2 separate regions of the Homo sapiens genome follow, and region 2 is linked to region 1. The links are chromatin loops, found by intact Hi-C in ENCODE. Cell type or tissue: CD4-positive, alpha-beta T cell. All regions are shown on one strand. Links, peaks and the distances in the headings refer to the core of each region. The heading gives the core; the rest is flanking DNA. Region 1 overlaps CCDC7 (coiled-coil domain containing 7). Region 2 has its middle 22 kb from the start of IATPR.

Evidence for each region. Peaks named below come from ENCODE experiments on the same cell type or tissue, not always from the same donor. Only the 100,000 strongest peaks of a DNase experiment are listed, where the experiment ranks them.
Region 2: a loop joins it to region 1, with 16 times the contacts of the local background. A loop is called at or near these places in 7 of 110 quality-filtered maps.

What each region holds. Positions count from the first base shown.
Region 1 is chr10:32,453,447-32,465,489 of GRCh38, reverse strand. It overlaps CCDC7 (coiled-coil domain containing 7), which reads right to left. Exons shown (of 44, transcript NM_001395015.1): 4 at 9,156-9,239; 5 at 2,787-2,807; 6 at 2,441-2,473. Among named protein-coding and RNA genes, the nearest start is that of CCDC7, 13 kb to the right of the region's middle. In CD4-positive, alpha-beta T cell, for the core only: no CTCF peak of the experiment used is centred there; a DNase peak (open chromatin) is centred at 5,969; H3K4me3 peaks cover 602 bases; H3K27ac peaks cover 1,356 bases.
Region 2 is chr10:33,133,213-33,145,255 of GRCh38, reverse strand. No RefSeq gene overlaps it. Among named protein-coding and RNA genes, the nearest start is that of IATPR, 22 kb to the right of the region's middle. RefSeq lists an enhancer at 10,290-11,489. In CD4-positive, alpha-beta T cell, for the core only: no CTCF peak of the experiment used is centred there; DNase peaks (open chromatin) are centred at 1,765, 5,985, 8,215, 8,805 and 1 weaker place; H3K4me3 peaks cover 1,994 bases; H3K27ac peaks cover 4,293 bases.

The sequences.
Region 1 (12,043 bases), core at 1,254-9,253:
GCACGATCAATAATATTAACTATAGCTGAGGCAAAAAAAAAAAAAAAAGTCTGTTTAATTTAACAACATACAACTTACTGGGAACCATATGGAGAGAATGTTTTACTTGTTAGGGAGACAGAATTCAGTCTGGATAGATTGAGAAATGTTTGGGAAGTAAGAGCATAGTGTATAGTAAATGAATATAAAAATAAATGTGGCTCTGAATGGGTGACACATGCTCCATGGCTAAACTCTTAAGGGTTATTATAGGAAATCCATTAACAACTCTAACTGTTTTACTTAATAACCTTAGTTGTCTCTTACAAGGAAAGAGTGCCCAGATTAATCTTTTCACTAGGTGCCAGTTTATTCGTTGAATACTTTAAAAAAAAAAAAAACTAGTTTCATTGTTCAAAGACTGTCTACTCTATTTTTCTCCTACTCACTTATAAACCAGTTTTGCCTTTACACCCTGATAATAATCTAATGATTGTTTCCCTAATATGAGTAAATTTGCATACAAAATAATTTTTTTAAAAACAGGCTAATAAAGGACATGGAAATAGGCCTTTAGAGAGGAATGTGGATCAAATAAGAGATAGAAGAGCATATTTAAAAACTGAAAAGAAGGATAAATTGAATGAGAGAAACTGAATATACAAGAGAGAATAATTAATCAAAGTTCTTGAGAGGGCACGGCAGGGCACAGTGGCTCACGCCTGTAATCCCAGCACTTTGGGAGGCGGAGGCAAGGGAATTGCATGAATCCAGGAGTTCAAGACTAGCCTGGGCAACATGGCAAAACCCCATCTCTACTAAAAAAAATACCAATTAGCCAGGCATGGTGGCTCATGCCCGTGGTCCCAGCTACTTGAGAGGCTAAGGTTGGAGAATCACCTGAGCCCGGGAGGTCAAGGCTTCAGTGAGCCGAGATCAAATCACTGCAGTCCAGCCAGGGCAACCAGAATGAGATCAAGTTCTCAAAAACACAAACAAACAAACAAACAAACACAAAGTCTTGAGAAGGCAAGAGGATATGAAATCCAAAACAGAAGTGAAATAATTAGTCATATGTATAAGAAAGAACAATATATCTGTCTTAACAGGAAAAAAGAAAGAGAAAATGAGTACAGACGTTAATATTGTGTTAGGTAGCAGGAATTGAAGGAGTTCCAACCAACAGCTTGTATTTAGAGCATTCCAAGTGTTTGGTGGCCAGAGCAGTATTTAAAGTAATAATTGGAAAAACAGAAATTTACAGTTCAAGAATAAGTTGCCTAAATTAGTAATTTTTAAAAAGTAATTTAGTTAATGACAAGTTCCAGAGTGTGACTGGAAGTGGAGGCCAAGAGATCTTTGGAGATGAGGAAGTCAAGAAAGTGAGAAGCCAGGGTTTTGGATAGGTCATGTACATTGACAGGACTGAGTGCAAAAGAAGAGTAAAAGTAAACCCATTAATAAAATAATAAAAAGAGGTTGATGGATGAAAAGAAGATGACAAGATGAATTTCCAAAGTTGCAAAGAAGAACACATTTTAAAAGAGGGTAGAGGAATAGTAGACTTCACTCTACCCCTACTTCTCTGGAAGGATAATGACCTCTATGCCATAATCAAAGAATGACTAACACTTTTCCAATGTCAGTCAAATGTATCCTAAAGCAAACAGCATATAGACCATGAAAGTCTTCTGTTCTGGGACCAGAGATAAAAACAATGAGAAGATGCTAGGATATAGTCACAGTTCATGCATTTAAGGTTCTATCTATATTTATCCTTTAAATACCCCCAAATAAACTGGCCTCTTTTCTTTGAAAAGCCTGGGCTTCAAGAGTGTTTAATTGGACTGAACCATAAGTGTGACCAAATGAGAACTAAAATAATACTGTAAATCAGTAAAGCTACCCTGGAAATCATTCTAATATACTGACAGCATATATAAAGTATTTTCCAAAGTAGAATTAAAAGCCCCTAAGGACAGAGACCAGTAGTTCTCAAACTAATGGCAAAGTGCCTGAATCAAAAGTGTAAAAGAACATCATTAAAATAACATATTTCATCTATAGAAAATCAATACATAATTTTATGTCTACACATACATAATCATTTAGCATGATTTTTTAAAATATGGTAGAAATATTTAAAGTGAAAGGTTCTCTCATCACCCTTTTATGTAAATTGGAAAAAATAATAACTTAGTTTCCATTATTCAATTTTAGGAAAAAAAATGTGTCAGTCAAACTTGGAGTATACCAGATATATGCAGGGATATAGGGTGTAGGTCACTGAGAAATATTTTATCCCATCCACTTATTCCTTGTCTACCCAAACCAAAAGGTTACTTTATAACCAACAGTTATTCAAAAATGACTTATACATACTTAACTTATACATAATCCAAATTGCTTTTCAAATGAGTTAAAAAATATTAACTTAACAATTTTAAAACGTTAGACTTACTTCTTCCATCTGATTGACCTGCCACTGAAACCACTTTAAGAAAACAAAAGAGGGACAAAAAAAGAAATAGTGACTACTTAAATTGCACTGATGAAATAAATATCTATATAAATGTGTGTCTGTGTCTCTGAATCTTCATCCATCAAATATCAGCCCTGACCGAAACATCACTTGGGATTCAGAATGGGGCTAATGCACTATACAAATGAACATAAAATTCTTAAATATATAGAGCAGCAAGTATGGAATTCCTTCTACTCCCTTAAAATTTAGAAACCTCTTCTTCATTGGCATGTATTTCTGTGTTAAGTTTTAGTAGGCTTAAGCTGTAATATATTGAACGTACCTTAAAAAGAGATTCCAAAATCTGAAAAATAAAGTTTTAATTAACACATTTAAAATTAGAATGCTTCACAATGTATAATATAATATTTAGTTCAGTCTTTTGCAATTTTCAATCACAAAAATGTACTAAGTATTAAAATATAACTTTATAAATCTGTAGTTGAAACTTAAAATTTTTTATTTACAGACAGTGCTTTTAGTTCACCTTGCATAGACAACTTCTTTCTAGAATTTAAAAATAATTTTTCTTTTTATATATAAAAAGGGAGAAAGAGGGAAAGAGAGACAGAATCTCACTGTCACCCAGGCTTGAGTGCAGCGGTGCACTCATAGCTCACTATAACGTTGAACTCCTGGGCTCAAGTGATCCTCTTGCCTCAGCCTCCTGAGTAGCTAGGACTACATGGGCACACCCCCATGCCTGGCTAATTTTTAATTTTGTTTTTAATAGGGATGGAGTTTGGCCATGTTGCCCAGGCTGGTCTCGAACTCCTGGCCACAAGCAATCCTCCCATGTCAGTCTCCCAAAACACTGAGCATGAGCCATCATGCCTGGCCCTAATATATCTATATTAGGTGGCCCCCAAACAATTCCCAAATTTATTTCATATATTTTCTTAATATAGGTAAGGAGGCTGGGTGGGGTGGCTCATGCCTGTAATCCCAGCACTTTGGGAGGCCAAGGCAGGTGGATCACCTGAAGTCGAGAGTTCAAGACCAGCCTGACCAACATGGAGAAACCCCGTCTCTACTAAAAATACAAAAATTAGCCAGGTGTGGTGGTGCATGCCTGTAATCCCAGCTATTCAGGAGGCTGAGGCAGAAGAATCACTTGAACCCGGGAGGCGGAGGTTGCGGTGAGCCGAGATCACGCCATTGCACTCCAGCCTGGGCAACAAGAGCGAAACTCCATCTTAAAAAAAAAAATGTACATATGTGCATATATATATATGTATATATATATATATATATACATATATATATATATATATATACACACACACACACACACATATATGTAAGGAATAAAATTTAAATTCCTTTCAGAGGAGCATTATATTTTTTTCATACAGCAGCAAGTACAATAACAAAAAGCATCACCTTCCCAACACTATCTTCTCAATACAACTCTGTTCCTGCTAAACGGTCTAGAAAATCAAGATATAAAATATAATACTACTTAATATTTTTAATGAAAAATGCAAATTACTTGTTTGAGAAATTACAAGAGAAACTGACTAAATATACAAAAACCAATAGAAACTGAACTCCACATACACCTACAACCATTCTGTTTTTCACTTTCAGTACAGTATTCAATAAGTTTCATGAGCTATTCAACACTTCCTTATAAAATAGGTTTTGTGTTAGATGATTTTGCCCAACTGCAGGCTAATGTCCAGTGTTCTCAGCACATTTAAGGTAGGGTAGGCTAAGTTACAATGTTTGGTAGGTCAGGTGTATTAAATGCACTTTCACCATATGAAAAATTCAACTTATGATGGGTTTATCAGTATGTAACTCCCTCATAAGTTGAGGAGCATCCATACACAGTTCAAAATATCAGTATTTACCATTTAAATATCTAATGTTAAAGTGATTACATTTGCTACAAAAACAAAAACCCCACCCTATCAAATTGGGTAAAAGTTTTCAATTACATTATTAAAGTAAAATGTTACTACGTGCATTCAGGGAGTAACATAAGATTGAACAAAAATTAAACTAGATAAATTAAATTTATCTTCCGCAACACTAACTCTAGATCTGTGGTTCAAAAAGTAAGGAGCCACAGCAACAGCATCAGCACCACCTACAAGCATACTTATTAGTACTGAAAATTCTCAGGCCCCACGCTACCCTACTAAATCAGAAATTCTAGAAGTGGGACTAACAATTTGTGTTGTAACTAGACCTGCAGGTGATTGCTTTGCATGCTAAAGTCTGAGAATCACTAAGCTAAATAAGAAAGCATAAATCTACGCAAAAAGTGCTGAGATCCTTCAGAAAATATACCAAAGCAAATTAATGTCTGTGTCAGAAGAAAAATATTTTCAGCTACGTAAGTGTTTAGAAATAATGTCCACTAAAGCACATTATACCTAGGAATAACTAATTCTTTCCACTGTCAAGAAAGATTCCGGGGTTCTCAAAACTTCCCTTCCTGCACTGGAACCTGATGGGAAACTTTAGCGTATATCAATTCAACCACTCATTGTAGCCATAGTTCTACAATAATTTAAACCACTCCTAGTTTAACGAGAACAGTGCCTTTCTCAATTACTGAGGAAACCCACAGCATCAATTACTGATACTGCTAAATCTAGATCATTGTTGATAAAAATGAGTGAAAAATAAAAACTGATCCACTGTGAAATGCCTTTTTATTTTGTAATGATTTGTTTAATCATTTACTTACTGATAAGTAGACATTATCTATATAATCTAGATAATCCTTCATGTGATTAAATACACATATACGTCAGGTATACATGATCCAAATTTTGCCCCTGTTTGAAATTTCTCTTGCCCCTCTCTTTATGAATTATTTATATACAGAGCTTATAAATTTAATATAGGTGAATTTATCAATATTGCCTTTTATGATTTGTATTTGTTTTGTGATTGTTTCTTGCTCCAGGTCATATACTTACATCATCAGTATCATATTTGATCATATATCAAATTAGTTTTTTCCTTTATAAATAACCAGTTGTCCCAAAGCCATTTATTATACTGCTGGCTCTGTCATCAACAAAATTTTCCATATATAAAAGGGTCAATATCTGAGACTTTGTTCAATTTCATCAGTTCATCCAGGCTTGCACCAAAAGCACATAATCATAATTGATATAGCTGCATAATGAATCTTGATATCTGTTAGGGTAGGTCCTTTGGCCTTGTTCATTTTCTTCAGGACTCACTTGGTTATTCTTGGTCTACTGAAATGCTATACATATAAAATTCAAAGTCAATTGTAAATTTGTATCAAGGAAAAAAACTATTAGGGTATTTGAAGAGTGCTAACAGCAAAAAAAAAAAAAAAAAAAAAAAAAAATGTGCAGCAGGGAAGTCCAAAGGCTTATGCTCCAATTTTGTTAGAACTCTGAAAAACAGTTAAAGATTTAAAGCAACCAAGCAATGCCACATCAATAAAATGTGGCTTGAACACCACAAGAGAACTGTGTGGTATTTTAACTCGGTCTTGCCCCACCCCTTCCTTGAGCACAGTAGCAGTCTTAAAAACAGCAACCCTCATTTTGAGTGGTTCTGGAGAGAGCATAGCAGACATATTCCCAAGAAATTGTGTTACTGTTTTGAGCTCTCTAGAGGTTCCCACTTTTGAGCTCTCTAGAGGTTCCCACTTTTGAGCTCTCTAGAGGTTCACACTAAACTGAGTTAGTTTCACCTAACTCAGAACTCTCCTAGGGAAGAAAAGCAACTAAGTGGAGGGCCTCAAAAGTGTCCCTGTTTGCAGACAACATGATTATATACATATCATATACATAGAAGACTCCACCCAAAAACTTCTTAGAATTAATGAATAAATTCAGTAAAGCTGCAAAATATAAAATCAACATATAAAAATCAGTGGCATGTTTATATACTAGCTGAAAAAAAGAAATCAAGAGACCAATCCCATTTATAATAGCTACAAAATAATATATAAGATACCTAGAAATAAATTTAACCAAGGAGGTGAAAGGTCTCTACAATGAAAATTATAAAATACTGATGAAAGAAATTAAAGAAGACACACACAAAAAAACAAAAGACATCCTATGTTTGTGGATTAGAAGAATTAATATTAATACTGGGCTTAAGCCCAGTATCATTTTGACAGGGATTTCACTGAATCTGCAGATAGCTTTGAGTAGTATGGTCATTTTAACAATATTAATTATTAATACCATGACATTCTTTACAGAAATAGAAAACAAATCCTAAAAATTCATGTGGAACCACAAAAGACCCTAAGTAGCCAAAGCAATCCTAAGCAAAAAGAAGAAAGCTGGAGGCAACACACTATCTGACTTCAAAATATACTACAAAGTTAGCCAGGCATCATGGTTCATGCCTGTAATCCCAGCAGCTTGGGAAGCTGAGGCAAGAGGATCCCTCAAGCCCAGGAGTTCGAGGCTGCAGTGAGCTATGATTGTGCCACTGCACTCCAGCCTGGCCAACAAAGTGAGACCTTGTCTCTTTAAAAAAAAAAAAAAAAGCACACACACACACACACACACATGCAAACACACACACAACATACTCTTCAAAGCTATAGTAGCCACAACAGCATGGTACTGGCACAAAAACAGACACACAGACCAATGGAACCCAATAGAGAACCCAAAAAATAAATCCACTTATTTATAGCCAACAAATTTTCAACAAAAGCACCAAGAACATTGGGAAAAAGACAGTCTTTTCAATAAATGGTGCTGGGAAAACTGGATATCCATAGGCAGAAGAATGAAACTAGACCCCAAAATCTCACCATATGCAAAAATCAGCTCAAAAACAGCTTAAAGCCTTTAATGTAAAACCCAAAACTATGAAACTACTGGAAGGAAACATAGAGGAAATGCTTCAGGACATTGGTCTGAGAAAATATTTTATGCATAGGACCTCAAAAGCATAGGCAACACAAGCAAAAACAGACAAGTGGTATTATATCAAACTAAAAAGCTTCTGCACAGCAAAGGAAACAACCAACAGAGTGAAAAGACAATCTTCAGAATGAAAAAAGATATTTGCAAAAAAAAATTCATCTAACAAGTGATTAATATTCAAAATATATAAGGAACTCAGACAACTCAATGGCAAAAAAAAACTGATTTTAAAATAGGTAAATGGCTTGAATATTTCTCAAAAGAAAGATACACAAATGGCTAAAAAGTATATGAAAAAAATGCTCATCATCACTAATCATCAGGGAAATGTAAATCAAAACCACAATGAGATATCATCTCACCTCAGTTAGAATGGCTATTATCAAAAAGAAAAAAGATAATAAATACTGACAAGGATGCAGAGAAAAGGGAACATATATACACTTTTGGTGGAAATTTAAACTAGTAGAATGATAATGAAAAATAGCATGGAGTCTCCTCAAAAAACTACCAATAGAACTACCATATGATCCAGCAATTCCACTACTGGGTGTATATCCACAGGAAAGGAAATCAGTACACTGAAGAGACATCTGTACTTCCATGTTTATTGCAGCACTAAACTGCAATCGCCAATATATATAATCAACCTAAATGTCCATCAATAGACAAATGAATAAAGAAAATGTGGCATATAGGGGGAATGGACTACTATTCAGCCACTTTCAGTTCCAAAAAAGATTTCACTCTTAATTCCAAAAAAGAATTAAATCCTGTCATTCACAGCAACATGGAAAGCCCTATAGGATATTATATGAAGAGAAATAAGTCAGGAACAGAAAGATAAATATTTCATGTTCTTGCCAATATGCAAATGCTAAAACAAGCTGATCTCATAGAAGCAGAGAGTAGAATCATGATTACTAGAGGTTGGAAAGGGTAGGGGTGAGGGAGGATAGGGAGAGGTTGGTTAAACGATAAAAAATTACAGCTAGATAGGAGAAATAAGTTATAGTGTTCTACAGCACTATAGGGTGACCACAGCTAACAACGGTTTATTATATATATATATATTTTATATATTTTGAATGTTCCCACCACAAGGAAATGCTAGGTGTTTGACGTGATGAATATGCTAATTACTCTGATTTGACCACTACCCATTGTATGTATCAAAATATCGCTATGTACCCCATAAATATGTATAATTATTACATGCCAATTTAAATACTATTGCCAGAAAAAGCAATAAATTAAGTGTATTCTATTATATGAAAAAAAAGACAATTGCAACAATTCCACTGTAGTCTTACATTTTACTCATAGCTAATTGATAAGGCTTATGGTACTAAACCATGATTGTGTGGTCATTCTCTGTAATGGCCAATCATTCTCTCTTTGATGCTGATTGCCACAACCTTACTATTTATTAACTACCTTGTAACTACTTACATGCTCTTAATGAGGGAATATGGCAGATTCATTAAGATTCACACAACTATTGAAGAATTAATTCAAAGTTCATGTCTTATTTGTGGTGGTTCAGTGGCATAATCTTTGCATTTGGGCATAGTAAAAACCCTTGATGATGATTAAAAAAAAAGAATAAAAAATAAATAAATAATGTTTTCCAATGCCATTTATAATTTCTTAAGACACTGAATCTAGATTAATGTTGGCTGACTGGATAGCAGATTCAATTTTCAACAACCAGTACAAGTTTGATATTTTATACTTGACAGTATATACAGAATACATACATTTTGTTCTTCTTTAAGTGCTTCTTCTAGCTGAGCTGCAAATTGCGAACAATATGTCAAGAATGAATTCATATCATCCCCAACCTTTTGAAAAGAATAATAAAACATAAAGTTACATTTAAGAATCCATATGCATGTCTGTCTTTTTCTAGCATATTTACTTTTTGAAAAATTTTAATTTTGTGTAATTTATGTCCCTTCAAACATTTACAGCAAGAAGCCATGCTTCAAATGCCATACTAGCAAATTCTCCCAAAGAAAAAATATGAAAGAAAGTACACTTTGGGAAGTGGCCCATCAGTGACATATACCCAGCCATGTCTCTCCTCTCATTCATCTCTACACAGTTCCAGAAAATCCAGCATCCCAGCCTCATAGTACTGAAATTTCTGGGTGGCCCAATAAAAGGTAATCATTACCATAAAAAAAAAAATCTCTTGGTGTTAGAAAATGACTACTACCTATGATACCTAACTGTATAATTGCCATGAACTGCAGTCTTCTGCTCTCACCTAATGGGCAATACACAACTTTGAGGAAAAAATAGTTACAGCTTAAATGTCATAACGATCAAATCCCTTCTAGTAAAGCAGTGATTCGTAAATCAGAGAATTGACTCATGATAAACAAATATTACAGGCTTATATACAGTTAGGATTTTCATAGAGTGGTTCTCCATGAAGAATATATTCCCTGAGCATTACATTTAAAGATACTGAGCCAGGCGCGGTGGCTCACACCTGTAATCCTAGCACTTTGGGAGGCTGAGGCAGTTGGATCACTTGAGGTCAGGAGTTCAAGACCAGCCTGGCCAGCATGGCAAAATCCCGTCTCTACTAAAAAGACAAAAAAATTAGCTGGGCGAGGCGCCGCACACCGGTAATCCCAGCTACGTGGGTGGCTGAGGCACGAAAAGCGCTTGAATCCAGGAGGCAGCAGTTCCAGTGAGCCAAGATCACACCACTGCACTCCAGCCTAGGTGACACAGCGAGACTCTGTCTCAAAAAAATAAAAATAAAATAAAATAAATAAATAAATAAATAAATAAATAAATATGCTGAGAGGCTCACATACTTCTTGTCACAATAAAGACCTATAATCATATAGGAGACGGGGAAAAAAAACTAAATCATCCAGCAGAGAGGAAAATGAACAGATTAGTGTTACTAATCACAAATATAAAGAGAAACTATTAGCCTACTTCTTCCACCCACATTCAGGTGCCACAAATATAGAGAAGATAGAGAAATACAGAGAAGATAGAAATTGATTTGACCAAGTTTATAATGTAACCAAATGAGACCAATAAAGCAGAACAGGGCAAGAGAGTTAAGTACGTGTGAAAGGGAGTGATGATAATAGTGGACCATGCTATTTAAGCTGGGTAAGTAAGGGCACAAGGAGGATTTCGGACACTAAAAAGGCAGCAAGACCAATGGATTATGTTTCCCTGTGAAATCAAAGGATTTTTGGAGACAGAATATTGGACAGACTGAGTGGGAAAGACAGGAGGTGGTGGCCACAGATTAGGATGACTGAAATTCAAATTATGAAACAGTTATGGTAAGGACTACAGGATATCACTTTGTCCATTAGTGGTTGATGTGAAATAAAATACAAGATCATTGGAGGAAAGAAATTCAGTAAAATAAAGGGGATATCCGAAGGGCTGATTTCTTCAATTTTGTCAGTATTGGAGACCACAGGAAAGTGAACTTAATTTCATTTTATTTTATTTTTTTGGTGGTTTTTTTTTTAACTTTTGTTTTAGATTTAGTGGGTACATGTGCAGGTTTGTTACCTGGATATACTGCGTGATGCTGAGGTTTGGGGTACCAATGATCCCGTCACCCAAGTACTGAGCACAGTACCCGATAGCTAGTTTTTCAACCCTTACCCCGCCTCCCTCCCACCTCTAGTCATCCCAGTTTCTATTGGACTTCAATTTCAGATTTTAGTTTTGGTTCTTTGATTCATTCCTGGCAGGGCTTCAAAACATAATAACCACAAGGTCATGCAGGATAAGGATTGTGATTACATAGTCCTTTTAATAGTTGGGTAATCACCACCACAATAAAAATATAAAACATTTCCATCATTTCAAAAAGCTTCACTGTACTCCTTTGCAGTCAATTCTCCCCTCCTACCTTAGCTCAAGACAAACACTGGTCCTTTACTACAGTTTTCCCTTTCCCAGAATTTCATATAAATAGAATCATATGATATGTAGCCTTATTTATTTAGCTTCCCCACATCCTAATGTTTTTGAGATTCATCTACATTGTTCTATGTGTCAGTAGTTTGTTCCCTTTATTGTGAAGAGTATTTCATTGTATGCTATACCACAATTTGCTTATCCATTCACCAGTTAGTAAATATTTGGGTTGCTGGATTCAGTAGCTATTCTGGCAGTTACGAACGAAACTTCTATAAACATTTATATACAAGACTTTGTGAGGATGTATGTGTTCATTAATCTTGGATAACCACTTAAGAGTGGAATTGGTGGTTATCTTTTAAGTATATGTTAAACTTTGTGAGCAGCTGTCAAACTGTTTCTCAACATAGCAGTACCATTTGTGTTCCCACCAGCTCTGTATGAGAGTTCCTGTGGCCCCATATCTTTACTAAAATGTGATTATTCTCTATCTTTAAAATGTTGGTCATTCCTAATGGGTATGTAGAACTCCTTTTCTGCAAACTTCTTGGCAAAATTCAGGTCAAGAGGGATTTGGTTGGGTTGAGTAATTTTCTAAGAGGATCATTTTCATGGATGGGAAATTCATTCTGAGGATATAATAAGTACTCCAAAAGAAAATATTTTAAATTTATATTTTTAAAAAGAAAATCGACCCTTTTCAGTGTTAATGTCTCTATATTAGGGTTGC
Region 2 (12,043 bases), core at 1,708-9,707, 680 kb before region 1:
CCAAGGCAGGCAGATCACGAGGTCAGGAGATGGAGACCATCCTGGCTAACACAGTGAAACCACATCTCTACTAAAAATAAAAAAAATTAGCTGGGCGTGGTGTCACACGCCTGTAGTCCCAGCTATTCAGGAGGCTGAAGCAGGAGAATCACTTGAACCTGGGAGGAGGAGGCCAAGATCACGCCACTGCACTCCAGCCTGGACAACAGAACAAGACTCCATCTCAAAAAAAAAAAAAAAGAGAGAGAGAGAGAGAACCAGGTATCCTGATTGCTACACTGTGGCAAGTCTTGGCTCAACCAAAAATACCTGCATCAAACTGCTCAACAGCTAGAAATAAATTTCTTTTTTTTTTTTTTTGAGACGGAGTCTCGCTCTTTCGCCCAAGCCGGAGCACAGTGGCGCGATCTCAGCTCACTGCAAGCTCCGCCTCCCGGGTTCACACCATTCTCCTGCTTCAGCCTCCTGAGTAGCTAGGACTACAGGCACCCGCCACCGCGCCTGGCTAATTTTTTTTTGTATTTTTATTAGAGACGGGGTTTCACCGTGTTAGCCAGAATGGTCTCGATCTCCTGACCTCGTGATCCGCCTGCCTCAGCCTCCCAAAGTGCTGGGATTACAGGTGTGAGCCACAGCGCCCGGCCTAGAAATAAATTTCTAGTGTGTGAAGCCATTAAAATTTAACAGTTTATATTTTTATAGCATCTAAAATTACCCTAACTAATTCAATTCATTTTTTCTACTCTGTCCCAAACCTTCCACTTTCACCAGTATTTTCTTCTCTGTTCGTTTCCCAATTTTCTGATTAATATTAACCATTGTGTTTCTGTTCAATTAGCCTCACACCAAGAGATGAACAGTGTGTATTCTCAGAAGGACAACACTCACAAACTTTGAACCCCATTGGGTGGTGGTTAGTCTGAGGGTGAAGGAAGAGTAGGAACTCCCCCCAGCCTTTTTTTTTTTGAGACGGAGTTTCACTCTTGTCGCCTAGGCTGGAGTGCAGTGGTGCAGTCTCGGCTCACTGCAACCTCCACCTCCCAAGTTTAAGCAATTCTCCTATCTCAGCCACTCCCCCCAGTAGCTGGGATTACAGGTGCCCACCACAACGCCTGGCTATTTTTTGCACCTTTTAGTAGAGACGGGGTTTACCATGTTGGCCAGGCTGGTCTCGAACTCCTGACCCCAAGTGATCCGCCTGCCTCGGCCTCCCAAAGTGCTGGGATTACAGGCATGAGCCACCGCGCCCGGCCAGAAACTCCGCCTTCTTATCCCTCCTCCTCAACACCTCAGTGACAAGGGCAGCACTCATGAAAGACAAGAGGGAAGGAAGAAACATAAGTCAGCAGCCTGGATCTCTGCGCTTCACTCCAGAGGGGATCTCGTATAGTGAAGCTGGAGCATCATCAAGTGGACTTCTTGGGGTAGATCACGTTGATGTCCTGGCCATTTCGTAACCAATTTAGAGGGAGCAGACAGATATCTGACCCCCAGGGGCTCCAGTACCAGATGAAGGGCTAAGAAAATGAGAGTTTCAGGGGAGCACCTGCTCTTGGCCTCCTGTTTCCCAGTGCCCAGTCCCTTCCCCACAGCCCTGAGGGATCTGGGTCCAGAACTTGTCTCTTGAGCTCTCCATTGATAAGAATCTTCCCATCTCCCTGGTTCTGACGGGCCCCATGCCACCAAACCCTCCCGGCTAATAATGCCACATCTTATAGAGTCATTTCTGACTCCTGAGAACATGAAAGCAGAGCACACGAGCTCATGTTAACACATAAGTATGAGTCACTGCTGCAGGGGGTGGATGATGAACTTCTGTGGGTGGCTTTTCAGCATTTCAGGATTCTGAGAGATCCCTAAAAGGCCTTGCCCTCTGCCTAGTATTAAAATTCACTTTCTAACTGAAAACATACTTGGAAAAAATTGAGACAGTCTTCTGGGGAGCTCAGATTATGTTCATAATGCGCTGGCTGGGGAACCTTGGTGTGAACCGTGGTGTTCCAGGTAGTGATTTTTTGAATGTTCAGCATAAAGTATGAGTGCCCCCAACCCAGTCCTTGACCCATGCATCCCCTAACAGCAAGGAACCTGCCCCATGTCCACCCACAACTTCCTTTCTGATGGTATTACTTATACTCCACTACTTATAGTTGCCTCAAGCTTTCTTTGCTTAATTTTTAATTTTTTTTTTTTTTCCTGCAAGGCTGGATGGCAGCTTCCCAGTGAAAAATTGGGATCCAATTCAAGATGAAAAGACTTTACCAGTAAAGGGAAAAGTACAATAAAAATACCCCCTGGTTCATGTTTAATTTCTGAATTCCAATAAGAACTCATTTTATCAGTGGATTTAAAAATCTCCTGAACTCACAACTCGGGTGCAATCACAAACAAATGCAGGGCTGTGGGGTCTGCTGTGTAGCCAGCCCTGGAGCAGTAGAGAGTGAGTTCATGTGCCATTTCCCCCAAATGGGTTGTGGAAGAATTTTTTGGCTTTTTATGCTTCATCAGAGACCCCAGAGTAGAATTCAGCATTTCACAGTTCATTCCTGAGTTGAACAAGCCCATTTTCTATGGGGAACTCAAGAATGTTAGCAAGTTCCTCATCTTCACATGGTTTTGAGCGTGGTCTAATCCCTTATCTCTTCATGAGCTGTTTGGCTCATGCTGTTTTGATTTCACCGGAACGGCTGAGCCTTCAAGATCCCTGGCTCTGGCCTTGTCTCTTCAATGGGTCCCTTTGGGCCTCTGGGCTTAATGTCTTCAATGGAGATCTTGTGGGATATGGGATAATGTTTCCAAATTTGTTTTCCAGAGCCTCAGCCCCTGGGAGCAGCCTAGCCGGGGTTTTGTCAGTGTCCCCCAGCCCCTCCTTCCTTTCCTCTTTCTCCCCCTCCCATCCCTCTCCCTCCTCCATCAGCAGCTCCCTCCCTGTTGGCTTCATCACTCAAGGCTGATCTGGGAGAAGCCATAAGGGTGTTTGGTGGCTGGGCTCAGCTGGAGAGACTCAGAGGTGCCAAAAGCCAATTTCTAGTTTCCAACCTCTCCATCTTTCACTAGTTCTGAACAGATTTGGGGATTTTAAAGGCTTTCATCAATGCATAAAACCTCTTTTCACTCATCCGTGTCCCTGGAGATCTCCATTAAAGGGACAGCCACTCTCCACCCCATGAAAAGATTCTTTTTTTTTTTTTTTTTTTTTTGAGACAGAGTCTCGCTCTGTCGTCCAGGCTAGAGTGCAATGGCGCTATCTCGGCTCACTGCAACCTCTGCCTCCTGGGTTCAAGCAATCCTCTCACCTCAGCCTCCCGAGTAATTGGAATTACAGGAGGTTGCCACCATGCCTGGCTAATTTTTGTATTTTTTTAGTAGAGATGGGGTTTCACCAGGTTGGCCAGGCTGGTCTCGAACTCCTGACCTCAAGTGATCCGCCTGCCTCAGCATCCCAGATTGCTGGGATTACAGGCGTGAGCCACCATGCCTGGCCAAGACTTTTTTTCTTCTTATTAAGGGAGTCAGGACTGATGGTGCTACTGAGTGCACAGTGGCCTCAAGAAACCCCCAGGACTAGGTGAAACCATTACCCCCGTTGACTTGAAAAATCAGTGGGGATGGGAGGAGCTGTCTTCCAAGGTAGCCCCCCCTCCAGTGCTGGGCCCCTCATCTCCTACAGACCCAGGCTCTGTAACCACTGCTGGATTGCTGAGAAACTAAGAGCATCTGCCTGAGGAAAATAAGCTGAGATCCTTAACAAATCCAGATTCTCCGGCAAATCAGATGAAGAGGAATGTAAATGCAGGGTGAATTGCATTATGCTTTAGGCCAATACCACTCAGGGCCCAGGCACACAAGCTGTGTGATTAGATGAGGCCTTCAAGTTGCAATCAGGCTTCAAATCTGATGTTCCACTCTTCACATATAGGAGCTGATGGAGTCCTAGGGTCACAAAGGAAACAAAAGACAGAGCGTTCTAACGGCATATTTCACAGATGCAAACACTTACACCCAGAGTATAAGACATGCCCAAAGCCACGCTGGACTCATTATGCCCTCGATCCAGGAAGCATTTCTGGAATAGGTGCTGAGAGCCAGGAGGTGAGACCTCCCATAGGCACAGTCCCTGTCTTCAAGGAATTCCCAGTCCAATCAGGGACACGAGCTTGTAAACCTGGCATCTCCTATACCTGGCCCTCAGCCCAGATCTGAGTGAGAACCTCTGGGGCTGGACCTCAGGGCACACTTATTTAGACACTGCAGATGGTCCTGATGTGGGCTCCAGGCTGGGGACTCCTGTAGACACACAGAATGGGATAAGAGAACCAGAAGAAGCAGCTCACCGTACAGAGGGAAGAAGAGAAGAGTGGCGAGAACCCAGGGAGGGAAGTAATGAATGTATGCCTTCATTCCACACTTTTGTTTTGTTTTGTTTGAGACAGAGTCCAGGCCAGGCTAGAGTGCAGTGGTGCAATCTCGGCTCACTGCAATCTCCGCCTCCCTGGTTCAAGGGATTCTCCTGCCTTAGCCTCCCAAATAGCTGGGATTATAGGCACGCACCACCACACCTGGCTAATTTTTGTATTTTTAGTAGAGACGAGGTTTCACCATATTGGCCAGGCTGGTCTCAAACACCCAACCACAGGTGATCCACCCACCTCAGTCTCCCAAAGTGCTGGGATTACAAGCGTGAGCCACCGTTCCCACAGATGCTTATTGAGAGCCTGGAATGCCTCCTGGGTGCTGGGACTATGGCAGTGAGCAAAACAGATTTTAAAATCCCCATTCCTGTGGAGATGATGGGTCTTGATCTCTCCGTATATCTTCACGATTGGTGGAGAAGTAAAGGAAGAGAAGTGCTATGATTCGAATGTCTGTCCTGTCTGAACCCCATGTTGAAATTTGATCCCCAATGTGGCAGAGTTGAGAGGAGGGGCCTTTAAGAGGTAACTGGGTCATGAGGACTCTGCCCTCATCAGTGGATTAATCCATTCATGGATTAATAGGTTGACAGATTAGTAAATTATCATTGGAATGGAGCTGCTGGCTTTACAAGAAGAGGAAAAGGCCGGGGGCAGTGGCTCACACCTGTAATCCCAGCACTTTGGGAGGCTGAGGTGGGCAGATCATGAGGTCAGGAGATCGAGATCTTCCTGGCCAACATGGTGAAACCCCTTCTCTACTAAAATGGAAAAAAAAATTAGCCAGGCATGGTGGCGGGCGCCTATAGTCCCAGCTACTTGGGAGGCTGAGGCAGGGGAATCTCTTGAACCCAGGAGGCGGAGGTTGCAGTGAGCCGAGATTGCACCACTGCACTCCAGCCTGGCGATAGAGCGAGACTCCATCTAAAAAAACAAAAAAAAAGGAAAAGAGACCTGAGTCAGGACACTCAGACTCTCACCATGTGACACCCTGTGCCACCTCAGTCCCCACCAGCTATGACCCATCAATCTTGGACTTCTCAGACTCCCTAAGTGTAAAAAATACTTTTCCTTTCTTTACATATTACCCAGTTTCAGGTATTCTGTTACAAGCAACAGAAAATGGACTAAGACAGGAAAGGGTAACTAAAGGCAAGGAACAGCAGTGGAGTAAAATGAGAGAGGCAGAAGAGGTGGATGGAGAACGGCTTCACCGAGCACGGATGGAGGGGAGATGATGCATGAGGGGGGCATGACGAAGCTGGAGACGGGGGCTTGTGCTGAAGGTGCTGGAGAGAATATTGCCAAGAAGAGGAGGAAGAGCTGAAGGGACAGGGAGTTTAAGATGTGGGCTCCAAAACACGGTGTAGATGATGACAAGTTCCAGGTTGTGACCCTGGGATGCTGCGTTGGAGTGGAGGTCAAGCTCTGGGGGGGGCGGCAGCAGCTTTCAGACTGCGAAAGTCCATGACTTGCCCATCCACTGAAAAGGAAGTAACCGCCCCCTGCACAGCCTTGTTTTTGTGCCTTCTACCTACGTTACCAGCTGTGAAATAAAACTAACCGTTGTTACCACTTCAAGCACTTGGGGTTTGTTTTGTTTCTTTTTGAACTGAAGTAACCATGGGTACCTGGTAACCTTGGATAGATAAGTGTGTATCTGAGTTTCCCTCTGAAAACCAAGCTGTTGATGGATTTCCTTGACAGTGTATTCTTTCCTGTAACTAATATTAAATCTAAAAAAAAATGAAATTGCTGGAAAAGTACCCATTTATGTTATGCTTTATTCCTCTAGTTAACTGATAGGGTGATTTTTTTTTTTTGAAACAGAGTTTCGCTCTTGTTGCCCAGGCTGGAGTACAATGGCGCCATCTCAGCTCATCGCAACCTCTGCCTCACGGGTTCAAGCAATTCTCCTGACTCAGTGTCCTGAATAGCTGGGATTACAGGCATGCGCCACCATGCCCAGCTAATTTTGTATTTTTACTAGAGACTGGGTTTCTCCAGGTTGGTCAGGCTGGTCTCGAACTCCCAACCTCAGATGATTTGCCCATCTCGGCCTCCCAAAGTGCCGGGATTACAGGTGTGAGCCACCACGCCTGGCGGTGATTTTTTTTAATACAGGAATTTCAGGCTTGGTCTGGGGAAAATGTATAAACAAAAATTCCCTGAAATATGCAAGTTTACTATTATGATTTGCCCTGAAAATAATATGCTGATCAACTCTATGCTTTTTTTCATGTATATTTGTTAAATTCTGGTTCTTAATTACAGCTTTGCATCACAAACAATGGTTACGTAAGTGTTTTGTTGTGTTTTGCTTTGCTTTGCCTTATTTTACAAATTTGATTGTGGTTTCTGAAAAGCCTTGAATTATTTCAAGGAGTTATTTATTCGTGTAGATGAATATCTCTATCCAATAGACCTGGAAGCTGATACTAAAACGGCTGACCAAAAGATAGATGCATTTGTGACCCTTGTCTCCCCAGAAACTACTGGAAGGACCAAATTTATGATCACAACAACCTTTGGTGCTGGCCTTTGTGCAATTTCCTTGCTAGGGCTCTGTGGCCTCTCTCATAGCAACCTAGCTAAGGGGAGGGTCCCTATGTGTGTGGGCACCAGCACATAGCGGAATTGAGAGACTTGTGTTTGCATCTTGGGGCTGCCACTTTGTAAGTAGAAAGGCTTTGGTTTCCTCAATTTCACAATGAGATTAGAATATCCTTTTCCTCCCTCACTTCTCCAATAATCTGGATGCTATGCAAAGAGATCAAGTCCCATCACCTCCATCATAACAGGGACTTTTTATTTAAATTTGTGTTGTTCTCTACCATAGTCGCAGCACCCAGGAGAGTGATGGACACGGGAAAGGCTCTCCTAAACAGCTGCTGAATGAATGCATGCATTCATTACTTCACTCTTCTCTCCTTCCCTCTGCATGAGTGAGCGGCTCCTCCTCTTCTCCCACCCATACTGTGGACTTCCAGGACCTCCAATCCTGAGTGAGCATCAGGATGACTCAGGGTTGGGCTGAGGGCCGGGTCGGGGAGGAGCCAGGTTTACAAGCTCATGTCCCTGATTAGACTGGGAATTCCTTGAGGGCAGGGACTGAGTCTCTGGGAGTTCTCACCTCCTGGCTCCCAGCACCTGTTCCGTAAATGCAAAGTGTCGCCCAGAGAAAGTATGCACTCGGCATCTATGGGTCTACTCCTCAGACTGTCTGACTCTGAGACTTGTTAGATCTTGCAGTCCACAGAAGCACTTTACCCAGGTTCCTTCAAAACATCTCCTATCAAGGAGTTTCATCCGGGCTTCTGAGGACCTGGCTTGAGGGAAGGAAGGGGGAATTCCTGACTTCAACATTCCTCACTGCTCTGGACATAAGGGTTCACTTCTGGGGGCACAGGCACGCCCAGCCTCCCCTCTGCTGATGCAGAAAGTGGAGCCGTATTTCACGTTTTGTTCAGGCCCCTCACCCCCAGGGGCCCACAGCCTGGCAATCGATCCCAAAGCCTCTTGCACCGCTCCTCCTAGATGGCCCTAGGACCTCAAGTTTTGAGGGAACAAACATTCTGGTCCAGTACCCTAGAGAACCCGAGTCAATATGGTAGCATGTACGTGAGCCCAACTAATCCTGGGAAACAAAGTTCGTCCCTATGATGAGCATAATTTTCAGAAGGAAGATAGTATATTTTGTAGGAAAGAGCATGGGGTTTGGAGGCCTGGGACTTTGGTTTATGATCTTACAATCTGTCTCCTCTTGCTAGCTTTGTGACCTGTGGTGACTCACTTAGCTTCTCTCACTTATAGATCTGACATCTGCAAAGGAGCATATTAAGCATAGCCACCTCCAGAGTTTTTGTTAGATGAATCAGAGCACAGATCCGTCTCCCTGACTGGTTGCTAATTAATCTGTGTTGCTAATTAACCTTCCCTCCCCTGCAATCCACACCCCAAGCCCTTGGTCATATCACTGCATTGTCCAACAGAAAGGAAGTGTAAGAAATATGGATTCTTCTTTTAAAACCCTGATAAATTACTTAATGGAAGGTGGAGGAGGTTAGGTCTGTTTTGGGTTGAAATGGGTTTTCATGAGTGAGTTGCAGATCACTTAGTCCCCCATCCCTCCCTCAGTTTCCCCTGGAGAGGCTGCACTCCAAGCATATACCTGTCTCCTATCATGTGGAATCCAAGTCAGCTCTTCGTTTCACATCAGCAGGCTTTCTCTTCAAAACAACCCCACTTTGCTACTACATGACCCCCTCTTATACAGAGGAGTTTGCCACAAATTACTCATCAACATGGGTCTGGGCACATAATTGCTTCATCTCCCAGGCTTGGCACATCTGTGTAAATAGTTTTGATTAGTTTCAGTCTCACTTAATAGTAACAGTTGTGTGGGCCAAGGGAGGTTAGGCTTGATCTTAGACTAAACCAATTAGCAGCAAGGCTCCCACTCCCCCGTCTTTCTGCCCCACCCCTGCATCAATGCCTGCATTTGTAGCAGTGAACAATCTCTAAGGTGATTGTGCCAAGTTCTAAGCCGGGACTTTCAAAGACTTGCCTGGGTACTGCCGCCTCTGCACATAAACTTTGAGAGCACTGTCCAGTCTGGACTGAGCCTAGCTACCTCTGCTATAAGTCACCTTTAACGTAAGTTGCTCTTTTGGGGGCTTCCATAGTTTAAATATGTTGAAAGTTGGCCTCTAACGTGAGCTTCACCCAGTAGAGCCAAGTTGCATGGTTTATAAAAAATGTTATTTCAGTTATGTGATATCCTTTAAACACAGAAATGCACTGAAAATGGGCCAGGCATGGTGGCTTATGCCAGTAATCCCAGCACTTTGGGAGGTCAAGGCAGATGGATCACTTGAGATCAGGAGTTTGAGACCAGCCTGACCAACATGATAAAACCCCACCTCTACTAAAAATACAAAAATTAGCTGGGCGTGGTGGCAGGTGCCTGTAATCCCAGCTACTTGAGAGGCTGAGGCAGGAGAATCACTTGAACCTGGGAGGTGGAGGTTGTGGTGAGCCAAGATCATGTCACTGCACTTCAGCCTGGGTGACAGAGTGAGACTCCATATCAAAAAAAAAAAAAAAAAAAAGAAAAGAAAAGAAAAAAGAAACATACCGAATATGTAAAAGCTCCCAATTTTAGCTCAGTGGTTACTTGGCAGATATCAACCCAATGACCACAACCAAGGAGGATTGATTGATTGATTGATTATTTTAGATTCAGGAGGTACATATATTTGTTTGTTACATGGGTATATTACATACCAGTGGGGATTGGGCTTCCAGTGTCCCCAATATACCAGTAGTGAACATTGTACCCAACAGGTAAGTGCTCAACCCTTGTCCTTCTTCCATCCTCTCTGCTTTTGGAGCCCCCAGTGTCTATTATTTCCATCTTTATGATCATTCGTACCCATTGTTTAGTTCCCACTTATAAGTGAGAACACGCGGTATTTGGTTTTCTGTTTTTCAGTTAGTTCACTCAGGATGATGGCCTCCAGCTCCATCCACATTGCCGCAAGAATGGTATATATAAACCATGGAATACTACACAACCATAAAAAGAATGAAATCATTATTTTCATTAGTATTCCATGGTGTATATAGACCACATTTTCTTTATCCAGTCAACCACTGATGGGCACTCAGCTTGGTTCCGTGACTTTGCTATTGTGAATAGTGCTGCAATAAATAGGTATATTATTTATATGGTCTCTTTTCCTTTGGGTAGATACCCACTCATGCACTCATAGGATTGCTGGGTTGAGTAGAAGTTCTATTTTTAGTTCTTTGAAAACTCTCCATACTGTTTATCACAGAGTTGAGCTAATTTACATCCTCACCAACAAAGCGTAAGTGTTCCCTTCTCTCCACATCCATGCCAACATCTGCACAACCAAGGAGGATTTAGCAAGAGGATTTTATTCCTTGCAACTAGTAACAAGAACACCTGGGATAACTCCCAAAGCAGTGCCTCCTCGAGCTGGGGGCTAGGTCCGGTTTTATAAGGATAGGGTAATAAGGTGTGATCTGATTGGATTTCACAATGAAGTGATGTCAAAAGCCACGATCTGACTAGATCCTGCCATGAGGTGATGCCAGGGCTCGATCTGATTGGATCCTGATCCTGCCCTGCAGTGTCCGCTTCTTATTTCAGTCCCCACTCCTCAGTCCAAGCACTTAGGTTCCCCTGTGGTTGCATGCCTTGGCTCATCAGGGCATGCTCATGATCTTCAACCTGGGAGTCCCGGGCAACTGAAAAACAAATCACAACTTTGTTACATAAAAGTTGAACCAGATTGGTCTGGTGCAGCTACAGCACTGGCAATAGTGGAGCCATGGGCTGTGTGTCAGCTGGCAGATGAGCTGGCAGATGATCTGGAAATTAAGGTGGCTGTTTTGCCATCCCGTCTCTTTGAGCTGGTGGAGCCTCTAAGCTGGGACTCTGAGCAGAATCTAGAAATGACTGGTTATCTCCTGTTCACTGATACTCGTCGACTGGAAAATATTACTGGGTACTGAACTGGCACAACTCTGCCTTGAAATGACTCAACCTGCATGAGTGGGGTGAGTCATCGCCCTCTGCCACCTTACAGCACAGGCCCCACGTGTTGGTTTTTATTACCCTGCATAAGGTCCAGGCCTCATTCAAGTAGGACTCCAAGGCTGCCTGTCCTCACTTCCTCCATTAGGAAAGAGGTGACGAAGGTGGATAACAATTTTACCACCTGGGGATGTGGATTTCTGCCTTCTATTCGTCATTCCTGACATAGGTTTGGCAAGTCTGTGGGTGCCTTTGCTCCTTGCTCGCAGCTAGAACTGAGAATCCTAACAGCCAGAGAGGTTATTATTTTTCTTATGTTGTCACTAGATTCCAGCTCTGAAATTGCAGGTAATTATCTCTCAATGACCAGCATGCCATCTTTCTCCTCTCTATTTTACACCCAAGCAGGCAGGATGGTTGCTGTATGGTGCATTTTTATTTAATTAGCTAAAAGGCTTGGATCTGCTTCTGTTACCCATAAATTAATGCCCATTGCAGCATGCCATGTTTATTAGTCATGGTGTGGGATTAGATGTCAAGAACAAGAGCTTCATCTTCATCACTGGGCATTGTCCTGTCCAAAGAAAGCAAATGGTTGAAGAGACCAAAAACAATCTGGAAATCCTGTAAGTAGCATCACATAAGCAAAGCAAAGTAGGCTTTGGCAAAGGGAACACATTCAGTCCCCTGCTAAGAAGAGCCACTGCTGAGCTGAAAGCCCCCATAGCTCTGTTAAAAGTGAGTTAAGGATCTAGAACCAGAAATACCATTTGACCCAGAAATCCTATCACTGGGTATATACCCAAAGGATTATAAATCATTCTACTGTAAAGATACATGCACACTTATGTTTACTGCAGCACTGTTCACAATAACAAAGACTTGGAACCAACCTAAATGTCCATCAATCATAGACTGGATAAATAAAATGTGGCACACATACACCATGGAATAATGGACAGCCATAAAAAAGAATGAGTTCATGTCCTTTGCAGGGACATGGATGAAGCTGGAAAGCATCATTCTCAGCAAACTAACACAGGAACAGAAAACCAAACACCGCATG